Linked DNA regions of Homo sapiens: region 1 is linked to region 2. A link is a loop called in an ENCODE intact Hi-C map of the cell type or tissue named here. Cell type or tissue: B cell. All regions are shown on one strand. Links, peaks and the distances in the headings refer to the core of each region. The heading gives the core; the rest is flanking DNA.

Region 1 (8,328 bases), core at 18-8,017, 380 kb after region 2:
TAAGATCAGTGGGAATTTTTATTTTTATTTTTTTAGAGATGGTGCATCTTGTCATGTTGCTCAGGTGGTCTAGAACTCCTGGCCTCAAGCAGTCCTCTCACCTCAGCCTCCCAAAGTGCTAGGATTACAGACTTGAGCTGCCACACCCCGCCTTCAGTGGGAATTTTTTTTCTTTGAGACGGAGTCTTGCTCTGTCGCCCAGGCTGGAGTGTGATGGCGTGATCTTGGCTCATCGCAACTTCCACCTCCCAGGTTCAAGCAATTCTCCTGCCTCTGCCTCCTGAGTAGCTGGGATTACAGGCATGCACCACCATGCCCAGCTAATTTTTTGTATTTTTAGTAGAGACGGGGTTTCTCCATGTTGGTCAGGCTGGTCTCAAACTCCTGACCTCAGGTGATCCGCTGGCCTCGGCCTCCAAAGTGCTGGGACTACAGGCGTGAGCCATAGCACCCAGCCTTCAGTGGGAATTTTTAATGAGGGAGGGGGAACATGTCTTAGGATGATAGGAAAGAATTGGGAAAGTGTATCTACCAAAAGTGCTGTGAGTGTTGATAGTAGAAAAAGATGAGGTTAAAGTGGTGAAAGGATTTGTAAAAGAAGATCTTCTGCTAGGCCTTGACTAAGCAGAGGGTTTCCCAAGCCTAAGAAAGAACATAAGCAAAGGCAGGATAGAACCCAAGTCAAGGTATAAAAGGACAGAGGGGCCAGGCACAGTGGCTCACGCCTGTAATCCTAACACTTCAGTATTGCATCCTCCAAGGTAGGAGGATGGTTTGTGTCCAGGAGTTCGAGACTCCTGGGCAACACAGTGAGACCCTGTCTCTACAAAAAAATTATAAAATTATTTCAGCCTGGCCAACATGGTGAAACCCTATCTCTACTAAAAATACAACAAATTAGCTGGGTGTGGTGGAGGGCGCCTGTAATCCCAGCTACTCAGGAGGCTGAGGCTCAAGAATCGCTTGAACCCAGAAGGCAGAGGTTGCAGCGAGCCAAGATTGCACCACTGCACTCCAGCCTGGGCTACAGAGCAAGACTCTGACTCAAAAAAAAAAAAAAAAAAATTTAAAAAATTAGCCAGGCGTGGTGGTGCACACCTGTGATCCTACATATACTCAGAAGGCTGAGGCGGGAGGATCACTTCAGCCCTGAAGGTAGAGGTTGCAGTGAGCTGTGTTTGTGCCACTGCACTCCAGACTGGGCAAGAGACCAAGACCTGTCCAGGGAAAAAAAGAAAAAAAGAAGGGAAGAAAGGAAGATAGGGAGGGAGGGAGGGAGGGAGGGAGGAAGGAAGGAAGGAAGGAAGGAAGCAAGGAAAGAAGGAACATTGGAGGAATGGGAAGGGAAATCTTAAATGCAGGAAAATTTGATGTATTGGAGGTACAGTGAGAAATAAGGTAGACTGTGACTAGATTTTAGTTATTCTGGGAATGACGTTGGGAAAGGATTGAGAGTGGGGAGAATTTGGTATTGGGAAAGTCGGAAATTAAATTAATCCAGGCATGTGATAAAGCTCTGGAGCAGGGTATTGGCAATGGGAGGGGAGAGGAATCAGCAGCCAAGGGAGGCCAAGCAGAGCAACCACAGCTGGATGGCCACAGGGTCATGTAGGGCAGAGATGACCAAGGGCTGGGATGCCACCACTGCAACATGCCTATAACTGCCATTGGTCACATGCCACCACTGCCCATGGGTGTTTTCTCAACTGTTCTTACTTCTTTCCATCACAAGATTCCAAGTACTATGTGGGGGTGCCTGTGCCCTGGATGCTGAGAGCCATGAGAGGATCTCTGCCCTTAAACTTCTAAAGAGGGAGGTAGAGACCTGGCTCTTACAAAACATGCAGACAATTCTTCCCAAATTGCAGAGGAAATGGGATGCCAGACAGACAAAAGGAGAAAAGGTTCACACTACAGGGCCACACTGAAAGGCTTTATATATGCCCCTCTGGCAGGGGAAAGGGGTACATCTTATGTTGTAAAAAAGTGCTGTGATCAACTTTAGGCAAATAATCCTGGGAGCAATATGAGGTTTGGGCTGGAGAGGGAGTAGATTGTTTATAAAGAGACCAGGGAAAGTGTGTAAGAGAAGGCAGATTAGAGGAGCATTTGTTTCTCGGGGAGGATCACAGGCTCTGGTGACTAAAACAATGGAGGAAGTAAAAGAGAAGGAATTTGGGACTTGGTTCATGGCAATGCCATCAATTGATTCTGAGAATACAAGCCATAAAATATGTTTGTGGATGAAGATGATCAAATCATTAAAAACTAGTTATGTGAAATATACATACTTTACTATAGATCTCAGGAAAAAAGAACAGAAATGGAGATGGTGCTTCTGTTCTCATTGAGCCTCACAGAAGGTAATAAAGGCAAGAAAGTGGATGAAATCCTCCAGGAAGAAAAAGGGAGGAAAAATAGAACTAAGGACAAATCCTGGGAACATCAGTATTACACAATCAGTAGAAGAGGGAAAAAATCAGGAGAGATTCATACCAGTGAAGCCAAAGGAAAAAAAAGAAAACACAGTGGGGTAGAGAATGGGGAAGTCATCCTGGTGACAGGCTGCAGAGAAAGCAAATGATTCAACACCGGGGGAAGAGGATCACTAGCAATTAGCAGGTCAGTGTTGACCTTAGCGAAAGTAGCTTCAGAAGAGACAGGACAGCGTCTAGAAGGCAATGGGTTGAAGAGTGTGCCAGTTATTAACTTATTGCCTCTTAGTTCAAATTCAGGCCAGGTGAATCACCTGAAGTCAGGAGTTCAAGACCAGCCTGGGCCAACAAGGTGAAACCCCGTCTCTACTAAAAATACAAAAAAAAATTTTAGCCAAGTATAGTGGTGGGTGCCTATAATCTCAGCTACTTGGGAGGCTGAGGCAGGAGAATCACTTGAACCTGGGAGGTGGAGGTTGCAGTGAGCTGAGATCATGCCATTGCACTCCAGCCTGGGAGACAAGAGTGAAAACTCCGTCTCAAAAAAAAAAAAACAAAACCACACACACAAACCTAAAAAACAAATTCACCCTTTGCACCTCTCTGTGAAAATGGATCTGAAGCTCTGTCAGCAGAGGGTGCTAGAGAGGCACTGAAAAGGAAGGTTTTGTTTCCTAGCTCTGGTGTCCTGGCTTGACAGGCTCCTGCAGCATCCAGGGCTGCTCCATGATCTGGCTCTTGCAGCATGGGGTGGCTTCTCCAGGACGCTTCTGGGCCTGCAGTGGACAGCAGCCAGCAGCCTCCCTGAGCATCTGTTCCATACCCCACCTGCTGGGGCAATATTATAGGCTGCTTTCCATGTCTGCTGAGACACCTACCTAGGAATAGCTTTCCCCCAGCATCCTAGAGCAGGGGTCAGCAAACATTTCCAATAAACATTTTAGACTCTGTGGGTCATTGGGTCTGTCACAACTACAATTGACCCTGAACATGGGTTTGAATTGTGCGGGTATATTTGAACACATTTTTTTTCAATAAAAGTTACACCCAGTGTGCACCTGCCTCCCTTCTACCTCCTCCACCTCTTCTGCCTCTGCGACCCAGAGACAGCAAGACCAACCCTTCCTCTTCCTCAGCCTACTCAAAGTGAAAACTATGAGGATCAAGACCTTTATGATGATCCACTTCCACTTAACAAAGAGTAAATAGGACCAGGCATGGTGGCTCACACATGTAATCCCAGCACTTTGGGAGACCAAGGTGGGTGGATCACTTGAGGTCAGGAGTTCGAGATCAGCCTGGCCAACATGGCGAAACTCTGTCTCTACTACAAATACAAAAATAATCCGGGCATGGTGGTGCACATCTGTAGTCCCAGCTACTTGGGAAGCTGAGGCAGGAGAATTGCTTGAACCCAGGAGGCAGAAGTTGCAGTGAGCTGAGATTGTGCCACTGCACTCCAGCCTGGGCAACAGAGTTAGGCTCTGTCTCACCCCCCCAAAAAAAAAAAAAGAAAAAAAGAAAAGAAAAAAGAAAAAGAAACCTTTTCTCTACTAAAAATACAAAAATTAGCCGGGCATGGTAGTGGGAGCCTGTAATCCTAGCTACTTGGTAGGCTGAGGCAGGAGAATCGCTTGAATCCTGCAGTGAGCTGAGATCGCACCACTACACTCCAGCCTAGGCCACAGAGCAAGATCCTGTCTCAAAAAAAAAAAGAAAAAACAAAACAAAAAGAAAAAAAGAGGCCGGGCGCGGTGGCTCACGCCTGTAACCCCAGCACTATGGGAGGTAGAGGTGGGTGGATCGTGAGGTCAGGAGTTCGAGACTAGCGTGGCCAATATGGTGAAACTTTGTCTCTACTAAAAATACAAAAATTAGCCAGGAATGGTGGTGGGCGCCTGTAGTCAGCTACTCGGGAGGCTGAGGCAGAAGAATCGCTTGAACCTAGGAGGCAGAAGTTGCAGTGAGCCGAGATTGTGCCACTGCACTCCAGCCTGGCAACAGAGTGGGACTCCATCTCAAAAAAAAAAAAAAAAGAAAAGAAAAAGAAGAAGAAATTTGAAATGTCAAAGTTAAGAAATTCAGTTTAAAATGTTTTATTTCATAGCTCATAAAAAAGTATGTATGTACAAGACTCAAGTAAATAGAAAGGCAGCTTTCAATCACAAATCAGTTTTTCAGATTTTACTGTGGAAGCATATTTAATGCACACATTTGAATGTTACACATAAATAATTTTAACGATGGAGTCCAAGTTCTGGATTTTACATTAGATCTGCATATATAAGACACTTGTGGTCAAATTTCAAGATTGGTAAAGCCAGTTTCAAGCTGCTTATATTTTGAGTACAGGTTTCACTATTACAAATATATGATGTTAAACTAACAAACTCATGACCTTCAAAGATGTCTTCGTCCCACGCACACACATTTGTAATTTGTGTCCATTTGCTATTTCCCTTCTTCTATAATCTTCAAATTATATAGTTATGCATTGAGTTCCCTATGCATCTCACCCATCTCCTTTATCTGAAACAGGAAAAAGCACAGAAAAAAATTCTAAATAATTTTTCAATCTTTTGTTCATTCTGAAAATAGTATTAAATAAAAATGAAATTAAAGGAACACAAGATAATTTTTTCCCACATTTATAAGACTTATTTAAATAAAAAAAGAAAAAGTTATATTGCAAGGAAACACACATTTAAGTGTTTTCAAGGTTCTATTTAGAGACAAGATCGCCAAAGTGACTAGGGCAAGTTGGAGGTAAGCTAGATCATTAAGAATAAGATTTTTATTAAATGCATACTATTTTTAATGCTAGAAAAAATTGATTTACTTTCTATTATCAATCTTTCATTTTACATGTGGGGAAACTCAAGTTCAAAATTAGTGTTTGTCTCAGATCACACAACTAGTTACAGGCAAACTGAGACAATGATAATGACAACTACCACTCTGTTGACAAATATTTTCTTATGTGGCAAGCATGGGACCAACACTTTACACTGATTATGTTTAATCCTTGCAACAGGTCCATACTATCTATTATCCTCATTTTACAGATGAGGAAACATGGAGGCTTAAAGAAGTTATATAATTTTGCCCAGCCAAACCCAGGTCTGTACTGCTCTGCACTGCAACACTACATTGTCATTCTGCCTGTCTGTTACCATTCAATTCAGGGTTAGTCTTCTAGACTTGCGGTCACCAAACCAAATAAACCAGATGACCTACTACAGAATGGGAAAAAAATGCTAGAACTTTCTGGTTCCATTAGACTTTTTCCAATATTCCTTTACGTTTCTATTTTTATTACTTGCTAAAATATTAGTAAGTGGCCCACATACAACTACAAAGACACACAAAAATTGAGATATGTGAAAAATGTTATTGATAGGGTTCAAGGATAAGTGTTCATATTCAATTCCAAGGGACTGAAACACACTAACAATCTGACACTTTGATGTCACACTAGTATAGACTAGTTAGTACACAATAGATTATGACAAATTAAGTTCATATTAAATGATTATTTCACTGGCATAGAGATAATAAATCAGATCATCAGTCACAATGAGTTTCTCCAAGGTGAATCCACTGGAGTATGCCTTCAGAAGATTCTGTTAGATGTTGACTCTTTGTAGAATAAAAACCATAGGCTTCCCATTCCACTCTTCTATGAGGCAGAAAACAGATGGTGATCTGCCATGGAACTCACGCAAGAATATTTAGGTAAGAGTACATTCTAAGACTGTCCCTAAGACCCTAAAGACAACAGTATAAAGGGACTCCAGTATAACTGAAATGCATCAGTGTGTAGGAAGGTAGAGTGATTAGGAGTAAGAGATTCAACAGGGCCTTTCTATTTAGGTAAGTAATCCATTTACCTCAGCCTTCTCATACTTTGCCATTCTCTTCTTTCTGGAAATAACCTGAGTGGAAGAAAGACAACTATTGTTTTAGGACTGCTATTCAAAAAAAGATTATCTAAACAGACATATATGCTTTTAATGGACATAATTTTGATCTGAAAAAAAACTAATTTTAACATCTATCCATAAACATTTATTGCTTCTTAAATTAAAAATTTCACACCAGTGGAGTGGCTCATGCCTGTAATCCCGGCACTTTGGGAGGCCGAAGCGGGAAGATCATCTGAGGTCAGGAGTTTCAGACCAGCCCAGCCAACACGGTGAAACCCCATCTCTACTACAAATACAAAAATTAGCCAGGTGTCATGGCACGCACCTGTAGTCCCAGCTACTCAGGAGGCTAAGGCACCAGAATTGCTTGAACCCAGGAGGCAGAGGTTGCAGTGAGTGGAGATGGCATCACTGCTCTCCAGCCTGGGCTACAGAGTAAGACCCTGTCTCTTAAAAATAAATAAGGTGGGCTGGGCGTGGTGGCTCACCGGTACTTTGTGGGGCCGAGGTGGGCGGATCACTTGAGGTCAGGAGGTCAAGACCAGCCTGGCCAACATGATGAAACCCCCCGACTCTACTAAAAAAACAAAAAAATTAGCCAGGCGCGGTGGTGGTCGCCTGTAATCCCAGCTACTTGGGAGACTGAAGCAGGAAAATCACTTGAACCCGAGAGGCAGAGGTTGCAGTGAGCCGAGATGGCGCCATTGCACTCCAGCCTGGGCGACAGAGTGGGACTCCATCTCTAAAAAAAAATTAAAATAAAATAAAATAGGTCAGGCATGATGGCTCATGCCTGTAATCTTACCACTTTCAGAGGCTGAGGTGGGTGGATCACTTTAGGTCAGGAGTTCAAGACCAGCCTGGCCAATATTGTGAAACCTCATCTCTACTAAAGATACAAAAATTAGCCAGGCGTGGTGGCAGGCGCCTGTAATCCCATCTACTCGGGAGGCTGAGGCAGGAGAATAGCTTGAACCTGGGGGGCAGAGGTTGCAGTGAGCCAAGATCATGCACCATTGCACTCCAGCCTGGGCAACAGAAGGAGACTCTGTCTCCATAAATAAATAAAATAAAATAAAAACTTTCACTACTAAACAAAAAAAAGTCTACCACGACAAGTGAAACAAACAAACAAAAATCAAAATCAAAAACAATGCTGGATCCAATGGGACAACAGAAAAGAAAGAGAAAGAAAAAAAGGAAACAATGAATAATCTTTAAAGAAATTTAACAGTTTAGGCCAGGCATGGTGGTTCACGCCTATAATCACAGCACTTTGGGAGGCCGAAGTGAGCAGATCACCTGACATCAGGATTTCGAGATCAGCCTGGCCAACATGGTGAAACCCTATCTCTACTAGAAATACAAAAAAATTAGCCAGGTATGGTGGTGCACGCCTGTAGTCCCAGCTACTTGGGAAGCTGAGGCAAGAAAATGGCTTGAACCTGGGAGATGGAGGTTGCAGTGAGCCGAGATCGTGCCACTGCACTCCAGCCTGGGCAACAGAGCAAGACTCCATCTCAAAAAAAAAAAAAAAAAAAAAAAAAAAAAAAAAAAAAAAAAAAAAGAAGAAGCCGGGCACAGTGGCTCATGCCTGTAATCCTAGCACTTTGAGAGGCCGAGGCAGGCGGATCACGAGGTGATGAGTTCGAGACCAGCCTGGCCAATATGGTGAAACCCTGTCTCTACCAAAAAATACAAAAATTAGCTGGACATGGTGGCTTCTGCATGTAGTCCCGGCTACTCGGGAGGGTGAGGCAGGAGAATCAATTGAACCCGGCAGGTGGAGGCTGCAGTGAGCCGAGATCATGACACTGCACTCCAGCCAGGGCAACACAGAGAGACTCCTTTTCTTTTTTTTTTTTTTTTCAGATGGAGTCTCGCTCTGTCACCCAGGCTGGAGTGCAGTGGTGCAATCTCGGCTCACTGCAAGCTCCGCCTCCCAGGTTCACGCCATTCTCCTGCCT
Region 2 (8,328 bases), core at 103-8,102:
GATCTCTGCTTTTGCTATCATCTTCCTAACATTCCTCCATTTCCTTTTTTTTTTTTTCCTCTTGAGACTAAGTTTTGCTCTTGTTGCCCAGGCTGGATTGCAATGGCGCGATCTCGGCTCACTACAACTTCTGCCTCCTGGGTTCAAGCAGTTCTTCTGCCTCAGCCTCCCAAGTAGCTGGGATTGTATTTTTCTATTTTTAGTAGAGATGGGGTTTCACCATGTTGGTTTCACCAGGATGGTCTCGAACTCCTGACCTTAAGTGATCCACCCACTTCGGCCTCCCCAAGTGCTGGGATTACAGGCATGAGCCACCACGCCTGGCTCTTTTTTTAATCTTTAATTTTTTTTAGAGATGTGGTCACACTCTGTTGCCTAGGCTGGTGCAATCATAGCTCACTATAGCCTCAAACTCCTGGCTCAAGCATTCCTCCTGTCTCAGCCTCCCAAGTAGTGGCACTACAGGCACAAGCCACCATGCCTGGCTAGGTTTTAAATTCTTTGTAGAAGCAGGGTCTCACTATGTTGCCCAGGCTGATCTCGAACTCCTGGGCTCAAGCGATCCTCCAACCTTGGCCTTCCAAAGTGCTAGGATTACAAGTATGAGCCACCACACCCAGCCTTCATCCATCTTCTGTACAACAGCCAGAGCACACATCAGATGGTGTCACTTGCCTCTCCCATTAGAACTTCCCAGTGGATTCCCACCCATCACATAAGGAATACAATCCAAACGCCTTACTGCTGGTCCCTGTTACTTCTCCAGTCTTATTTTATGCCTTCACTTTCCTCATTCATGGTACTCTGGCCAGGCTCAGAGCCTCTTTCCCATCTCAGAGCCTCTGCACTGGCTTTGCCCTCTGTCCAGTGCTCTCTGTCCCCGACTTTACATTGCTGGCTCCTTCTCATCCTTCACGTCTTCGGCAATCTAAAGTAAGTCTCCCTTGTTGCTCCCTTTTTTTTTTTTTTTTTTTTTTTTTGAGGCACAGTCTCACTCTGTCGACCAGGCTGGAGTGCAGTGGCACAATCTTGGCTCACTGCAACCTCCGCCTCCTGGGTTAAAGTGATTCTCCTGCCTAAGCCTCCCTAGTAGCTGGGATTACAGGCACCCACCACTATGCCCAGCTAATTTTTCTATTTGTAGTAGAGACGGGGTTTCACCATGTTGGCCAGGCTGGTCTGCAAATCCTGACCTCATGTGATCCACCGCCTTGGCCTCCCAAAGTGCTGGGAATACAGGCGTGAGCTACCCGGCCCAGCCTCACTTGTTACTCTCATCTGTGCACCAATCACTTGGTCCACAAGTTCATGGAATCAACTTCCTAATTTTGCTTAGTTATTTATGTATTGCTCTTCTCCACTGCACTTCAGGTGTTAAAGGCTTGTTTACCACTGTACACTCAACACTCAAGAACAATGCCTGTGTATATTTAGCCCTTATGGCAAGCTCATCGCCTTAATGGCCCCCAATTCAATAGCCTTCTTTCTTCCTGTAATTTTGTAAGTCCCTCCCACTTTGTCTCTGGCTCACCATGTGACTTGCTTTGGCCAATAAGATGTTAGCAGAGGTTTGAAAAGCACATGGGAGCTTCCTCTTGCCTTCCCACACAATTGGGCTTGTTTTTTCTTGGCCTCCTGCCACTGTCATGAGAGCACACCAGCTAGTCTGCTGGAAGGATGAGGAATGGGAGAGGAATGTGGAGGAGATCTGAGTCAGCCTAGCAGAGCACATCCAGAGTAGCTGACCCTCAGATGTGTGAAGGAGCCCAACCAAGATCAGCAGAGCCATCTGCCTGACCTGCAGCTGAGACACATAAATAAGAAACCTGACAGCTGGGTGTGGTAGCTCACACCTGTGATCCCAGCACTTTGGGAAGCTGAAGAAGGAGGATCACTTGAGGCCAGGAGTTCCAGACCAGCCTGGCCAACATGGCAAAACCCCGTCTCTACTAAAAAATACAAAAATTACCAGAATCGCCTGAACCTTGGAGGCGGAGGTTGCAGTGAGCTGAGATTGCACCACTGCACTCCAGCCTGGGTGACAGAATGAGACTCTGTATCAAAAAAACAAAAACAAAAAATTAGTCAGGTGTGGTGGCAGGCACCTGTAGTCCCAGCTACTAGGGAGCCTGAGGAACAAGAATCACCTGAGCTTGGGAGGCGGAGGTTGCAGTGAGCCGAGACCACGCCACTGCACTCCGGCCTGGGTGACAGAGGGAGACTCCATCTCAAAAAAACAAACAAACCAACCTGAGACCAGAGGAACCGTAAAGCCAACCTACAGAATTATGCACAACAATAAATATTATTATTTTAGGCCACTATGTCTTAGTCCATTTTATGCTACTGTGACAGAATACCACAGACTAAGTAATTTATAAAGAGCTAAAATGTATCCCTCACAGTTCTGGAGGCTGGTAAGTTCAAAGTCAAGGCAGCAGCAGGTTTATTGTGTGGTGAAGGTCCAATCTCTGCTTCTGAGATGGTGCCTGGAACACTGCATCCTCCACAAGGGAGGAACACTGTCCTCACATGAAGGAATGTGGAAGAGCAAAAAGAGATGAATTCCCTCTGTCAAGCCCTTTTATAATCCAATCATAGCTGGGTGCAGTGGCTCACACCTGTAATCCCAGCACTTTGGGAGGTCGAGGCAGGTGGATCATGAGGTCAGGAGATCAAGACCATCCTGGCTAACAGGGTGAAACCCCGTCTCTACTAAAAATACAAAAAATTAGCTGGGCATGGTGGCGGGCGCCTGTAGTCCCAGCTACTCGGGAGGCTGAGGCAGGAGAATGGCATGAACCCAGGAGGCAGAGCTTGCAGTGAGCCGAGATCACGCCACTGCTCTCCAGCCTGGGCGACAGAGTGAGACTCCGTCTCAAAAAAAAAAAAAAAATCCAATCATCATTGATCCATCCAGGAGGGCCAAGCCCTCATGGCCTAAACGCCTCCCAAAAGGTCCCACTTCCCAACACCATTGCAGGGTGAGTGGATATGGGAGGGCAGAAGGGAGGTGAGCATCCTAGGGACCACGTGTGGGGCCTTCAGAGTTCTACAGGGCCCTGGGCCATACACAGAGACTGCAGGGTGAGTTCTAACCAAGCTGGCATGGGCAGTGAGGCGTCTAGCACCAAGTACACAGACAAAGAGTGTGAAAAGCCGGCTGATACAGGAGGGCCCTTGGGAAGACTGCCTGCGCATCCCACAGGATTCTGGGCTCTGCAGTTCTCAGAGGAAAGGGCCAGCAGGTGGGTTTCCTTAGGCCCTGGGGTGGGAGGTGGGACATGCCTCTTTGGCACTCTGTGCTGTGTAACTGTTTTTGTTTTTGATTTGAGACAGGGTCTCACTTTGTCACCCAGTGGAATGCAGTGGTGCGATCTTGGCTCACTGCAACCTCTGCCTCCCAGTTTCAAGCAATTCTTCCTCAGCCTCCTGAGCAGCTGGAATTACAGGGACCCGTCACCATGCCGAACTAATTTTTGTATTTTTTGTAGAGATGGGTTTTTGCCATGTTGCCCAAAGCTGGTCTTGAACTCCTGAGCTTACGCAATCTGCCCACCTCGGCCTCCCAAAGTGCCAGGATTACGGGCATGAGCCACCGTGCCCGGCCCTGTGTGACGATTTATGTCCACCCCTGTCTCCTCAACAGCCCCAAGAAAACAGGGCCCATGTGGATCATGTTTGCCACTGGGCTCAGAACATGATGCCCCAAAGTATGGCACCTTGGAATGCAGGGTATTTTGAGCTTCAGGAGATTGAGAGGGCTGCAGAAGCAATAAGTTTTCTCTGAACTCCTGACTTCCTTTCTCCCATTCGCCTTTCTCTCCTAAAGTGGGTCAGAGAAACTAGAACTCCTCTTCCTGGAAACAAACCCTAAAAACTAGCAAGGTCACTCTCTGACCTCCTCCCTTCTCCCTTGAAGATCCTCCTGTGACAGGTGTCCTACCCCATACCTAGAGAGAAGGAATATCATACAGAGACACAAAAGAATTTGAACAAACAGGCCTAGCTGAGCTCCTCCTAATCTATTACTCTTAGGTCACACCCCCTTTTGTCCAATCACATTTCTATGTGACTGTTTTTGTGTGTGTGTGTGTTTTTTGAGACAGAGTCTCACTCTGTCGCCCAGGGTGGAGTGCAGTGGCGCGATCTCGGCTCACTGCAACCTCCACCTCCTGGATTCAAATGATTCTTCTGCCTCAGCTTCCCGGGTAGCTGGGACTACAGGCGCATGCCAACACACCAGGCTAATTTTCGTATTTTTAGTAGAGACAGGGTTTTGCTATGTTGTGCAGGCTGGTCTCAAACTCCTGACCTTGTGATCTGCCCACCTAGGCTTCCCAAAGTGCTGGGATTACAGGTGTGAGCCACCTCGCCTGGCCGTTTTTTCTTTCTTAATTGTATTAATTCACTTATTCACCTGTTTAGAAACAGGGTCCTGCTGCTTTGCCCAGGCTGGAGTACAGTAGCTGTTCACAGGCCTGATCACAGCGCTGGGCAGTCTGGAAGTCCTGGGGTCAAGCGATTCCCACCTCTTTCCCACTCCTTCCTGTGTGGCTGGGACTACAGGCACGTGCCACTGCGGCGGCTTGCCCTCAGTTTTGATTTGACTTCCCACACCCTGGAAGTGAGCAGAGGGGCCAGGAGGGTGGTGGGCAGCGAGAGGTTTGAGGAAGAGCAGATATCAGCCGTTTGCTCCTTCGGGCCTTGAAAATTCAGGGGTATGAGGATCTTGCAGATCAGCCGCCCCGGCAAGACAGTGGCTGACCCTTGGCAGGGAGCGGATCAGAGCCTCCAGTTAAGACAACTGGTTTGAAAAGTCTATCCCAGGTGGCTCTGAACTTGTCCTGTCCTCCCGGCTTCCTTCTCTACAGTCCCGGGGCGGACTTGTGCTCTTAGTAGAGGTCAGAACCAAGAACAGGTGTCCGCCTCAGAGGCCGGGTCCCCACTGCTTGGGCTGCGCTGGTTGCGGGTGCAGGGCGCCGTGTGGCCACCAGAGGGCACTCTTGACCAGGCGCCGGAACAAGCTCGCGCGACTGGGCTTTGCAGCCCCTCTTTCATCTTCCCACTGTCCCTGGGCTCCAGGGTCTGGCCCCTGGTCTTCCAGTTCAGTGGCCGGCACCCCCACACCCCTCGCCCTAATCCCAAAGGCAAGCACCACGCAAGGTCAGAGAAGGAGTATTGAAAAGAGACATGTACTTAAATTTGAATTTCAGATAAACAAATAGTATTTTTTTCCCTAGGCCACCATCTTTTGTGGAAAGGTATACTTTTTTTTAGCTTATGTCCAGCGCAATAGTTTTGCTAAATTTGGCGACCCTATTTTGGAATCAGACCTTTGCATTGGGATTCCAGCCTCACTTTTGACAAAAATTCTCTACTTGACCAAACTCTACTCAGGCACTTCTGAGCTCTTTTCCAGCTAGGCTTGACTTTTGGGTTTCTGTGTTATCTCTGCAACCTCAAACCCCTGGGCTCAAGGGATCCTCCCACCCCAGCCTCCCGAATAGCTAGGACTAATGCTCACATTACTACATCTAGCTAATTAAAAAAATATATTTTTTTTGGTAGAGATGGGAGTCTCACTATGTTGCCCAAGCTGGTTTTAAACTCCTGGCCTCAAATGATCCTTCTGCTTTGGCCATGGTGCCCGGCTTGCATCATCCAATTTTTACAAGAATCCTAAGTCAGTTGAGCAAGAATTCCCTACCTTTGATATCTGATCACTTTTTTTTTTTTTCAGACAGAGTTTCGCTTCTGTTGCCCAGGCTGGAGTGCAGTGGCATGATCTTGGCTCACTGCAACCTCCACCTCTGGGGCTCAAGCAATTCTGCCTCAGCCTCTGAAGTAGCTGGGTTTACAGGCGTGCGCCACCATTCCAGGCTAATTTTTGTATTTTTTTTTTTTTTTTTTTTAGTAGAGATGGAATTTCACCATGTTGGCCATGCTGGTCTGGAATTCCCAACCTTAGGTGATCCTCCTGCCTCAGCCTCCCAAAGTGCTGGGATTACAGGCACAAACCACCGCGCCCGGCCAATATCTGATCACTTTTATTTTTTTTGATATGGCATCTCCCTCTTTGCACACAGGCTGGAGTGCAATGGCGAGATCTCGGCTCACCGCAACCTCCGCCTGCCAGGTTCAAGTGATTCTCCTGCCTCAGCCTTCCGAGTAGCTGGGATTACAGGCACACGCCACCAGGCCCAGTTAATATTTTTGTATTTTTAGGAGAGACGGGGTTTCACCATGTTGGCCACGCTGGTCTCGAACTCCTGACCTCAGGTGATCCACCCGCCTCGGCCTCCCAAAGTACTGGAATTACAGGCATGAGCCACGGCGCCCGACCCTGATCACTTTTATTTTAGGAGGTGAGTTCTTTTAAATTATCACTCCCAGAGAGACTCTAAAATGAGACAAGCAATCATGCCCTAACTACCCTCTTTGAGCTATGCCTTCATCTCTTGAAACGGCTTGCTATTGCCATAAGTAGCTATAAATTAACCTAATAATGCCGTCCTAGACATTGTTACCACGCCCTATAGCTTAACAATGTATAGCCAATCATTAATCAATGCTATTTCTGTCAACCAATGAGAAGAATTCCTGACAAACAACTTTGTGGGTTTTTTTGTTTTGTTTTGTTTTGTTTTTTTGAGACGGTGTCTTGCTCTGTCACCAGGCTAGAGTGCAGTGGTGTGATCTTGGCTCACTGCAACCTCCGCCTCCTGGGTTCAGGTGATTCTCCTGCCTCAGGCCCCCCGAGTAGCTGGGGCTACAGGTGCGCACCAGCACGCCCAGCTAATTTTTGTATTTTTAGTAGAGACGGGGTTTCACCGTGTTGGCCAGGATGGTCTCGATCTCTTGACCTGATGTTCTGCCCTCCTCGGCCTCCCAAAGTGCTGGGATTACAGGCATGAGCCACTGGGCCTGGCCCACAAACAACTTTGTATCAGCCTGCTCCCTAGCCTCCGTTTTTGCCTTTAAAAACTTGCTTGTGACAAAGATCAAACAAAGCCCATATCCAAGGGTTACTTGGGTCTGAGTCTTCCAGGCAGCTGTCCTCAGTTTGGCTCAAGTAAACTCTTTATATTTTGTGCCTCAGCCTCTTCCTTTTAGGTTGACAATATCTAATGAGGTTCCTCATCCTCCGCCGCACTCTGGGTAATGTCTGATCACCCTGCTTGCCTTCAACAAGAATCCTGTCAGATCAGTTTAGCCAGGATATCCCCTTCCCCCAATGTTTCCTCTTAATAATTTCCATGCATCACCCACCTCTGCCCCCCACTGCTCCTTGGCTATACATTCCTACTTGCAGTGCTGTGTTTGGAGTTGAGCTCAGTCTCCCAATCTCTCCCCAACTTCAGCAGCCCATTGCAGTGGTTTCTATAGCTATCTTCCTAGTCCCTCCTTTAATAAAGTTTGCCTAACTATCTTCAACGAGTGTCATGAAGCATTTTTTTCTTTAATACATTCACTGAGTGGCAGGAGTGGTCCTCCTTTTTTCTGAGCTTCAGCACAGAAATGGGTTAGGATAACTTCTGAAACTGCCTTTGCAGTTCAGAAGTTCGGGCGACTCTCCTGCCTCATCCTCCCAAGTAGCTGGGGCACACACAGGCACACACCACTGTGTCTGGCTAATTTTTGTATTTTAACAGAGGCAGGGTTTTGCCATGTTGGCCAGGCTGGTCTCAAACTCCTGACCTCGAGTGATCCGCCAGCCTCGGCCTCCCAAAATGCTGGGATTACAGACGTGAGCCACCGGTGCCCAGCCTGGTTGTGGACTTTAGAGATGTAATCTCTTCTAGGACAAAGCTGACCATGAATAGGAGACTAGGAGACAGAAGTCCAAACCCCACAGGACTGGGAGACGCAAGGCAGCAGGCTGAGCCGAGGGTGTGAGTGCGAGCCTAAACCATCTTCCCCAACCAGGCTTGTAGTCTGTATCAACATTACTTTACTCTTCCACTGTTTTTATCAATGTGATTTTACTATTATAGGAAACTCTTGGCAAGAACGATAAAAGTTGCAAATGACTTTATTCATTCCAGGAACTTCCTGAAAGACATTAAAATCTAAATGCACCCCCCTCTCCCGGGACATTTGGAGACATCTGAGGTTGTCAGACTGGGATGGTGCTGGTGGTGCTACCCACATCTACTGAGTAGAGTCCAGGGATGCTGTTAAAGATTCTGCAATGCACAGGAGAGCACCCCCCACCCCCACAAAGAATTATTTAGCCCCAAATATCAAAAGGGCTGAGATGGAAAAATCCTGATTTACATGAACATCAAAGTGTTCGATTATTTGTGTTTTTGGTTTTGTTTTTGT

Evidence for each region. Hi-C counts contacts between places; a loop is a spot of excess contacts. Peaks named below come from ENCODE experiments on the same cell type or tissue, not always from the same donor. Only the 100,000 strongest peaks of a DNase experiment are listed, where the experiment ranks them.
Region 1: a loop joins it to region 2, with 5 times the contacts of the local background. A loop is called at or near these places in 9 of 110 quality-filtered maps.

What each region holds. Positions count from the first base shown.
Region 1 is chr2:47,383,208-47,391,535 of GRCh38, reverse strand. It overlaps EPCAM (epithelial cell adhesion molecule), which reads right to left. Exons shown (of 9, transcript NM_002354.3): 8 at 6,326-6,370; 9 at 4,516-4,964. The coding sequence ends at 4,923. Among named protein-coding and RNA genes, the nearest start is that of MIR559, 9.7 kb to the right of the region's middle. In B cell, for the core only: CTCF peaks have their summits at 2,857 and 3,056 (motif pointing right); a DNase peak (open chromatin) is centred at 3,085.
Region 2 is chr2:47,764,749-47,773,076 of GRCh38, reverse strand. No RefSeq gene overlaps it. Among named protein-coding and RNA genes, the nearest start is that of MSH6, 14 kb to the left of the region's middle. In B cell, for the core only: CTCF peaks have their summits at 4,801 and 5,005 (motif pointing right); a DNase peak (open chromatin) is centred at 4,996; H3K4me3 peaks cover 279 bases; H3K27me3 peaks cover 460 bases.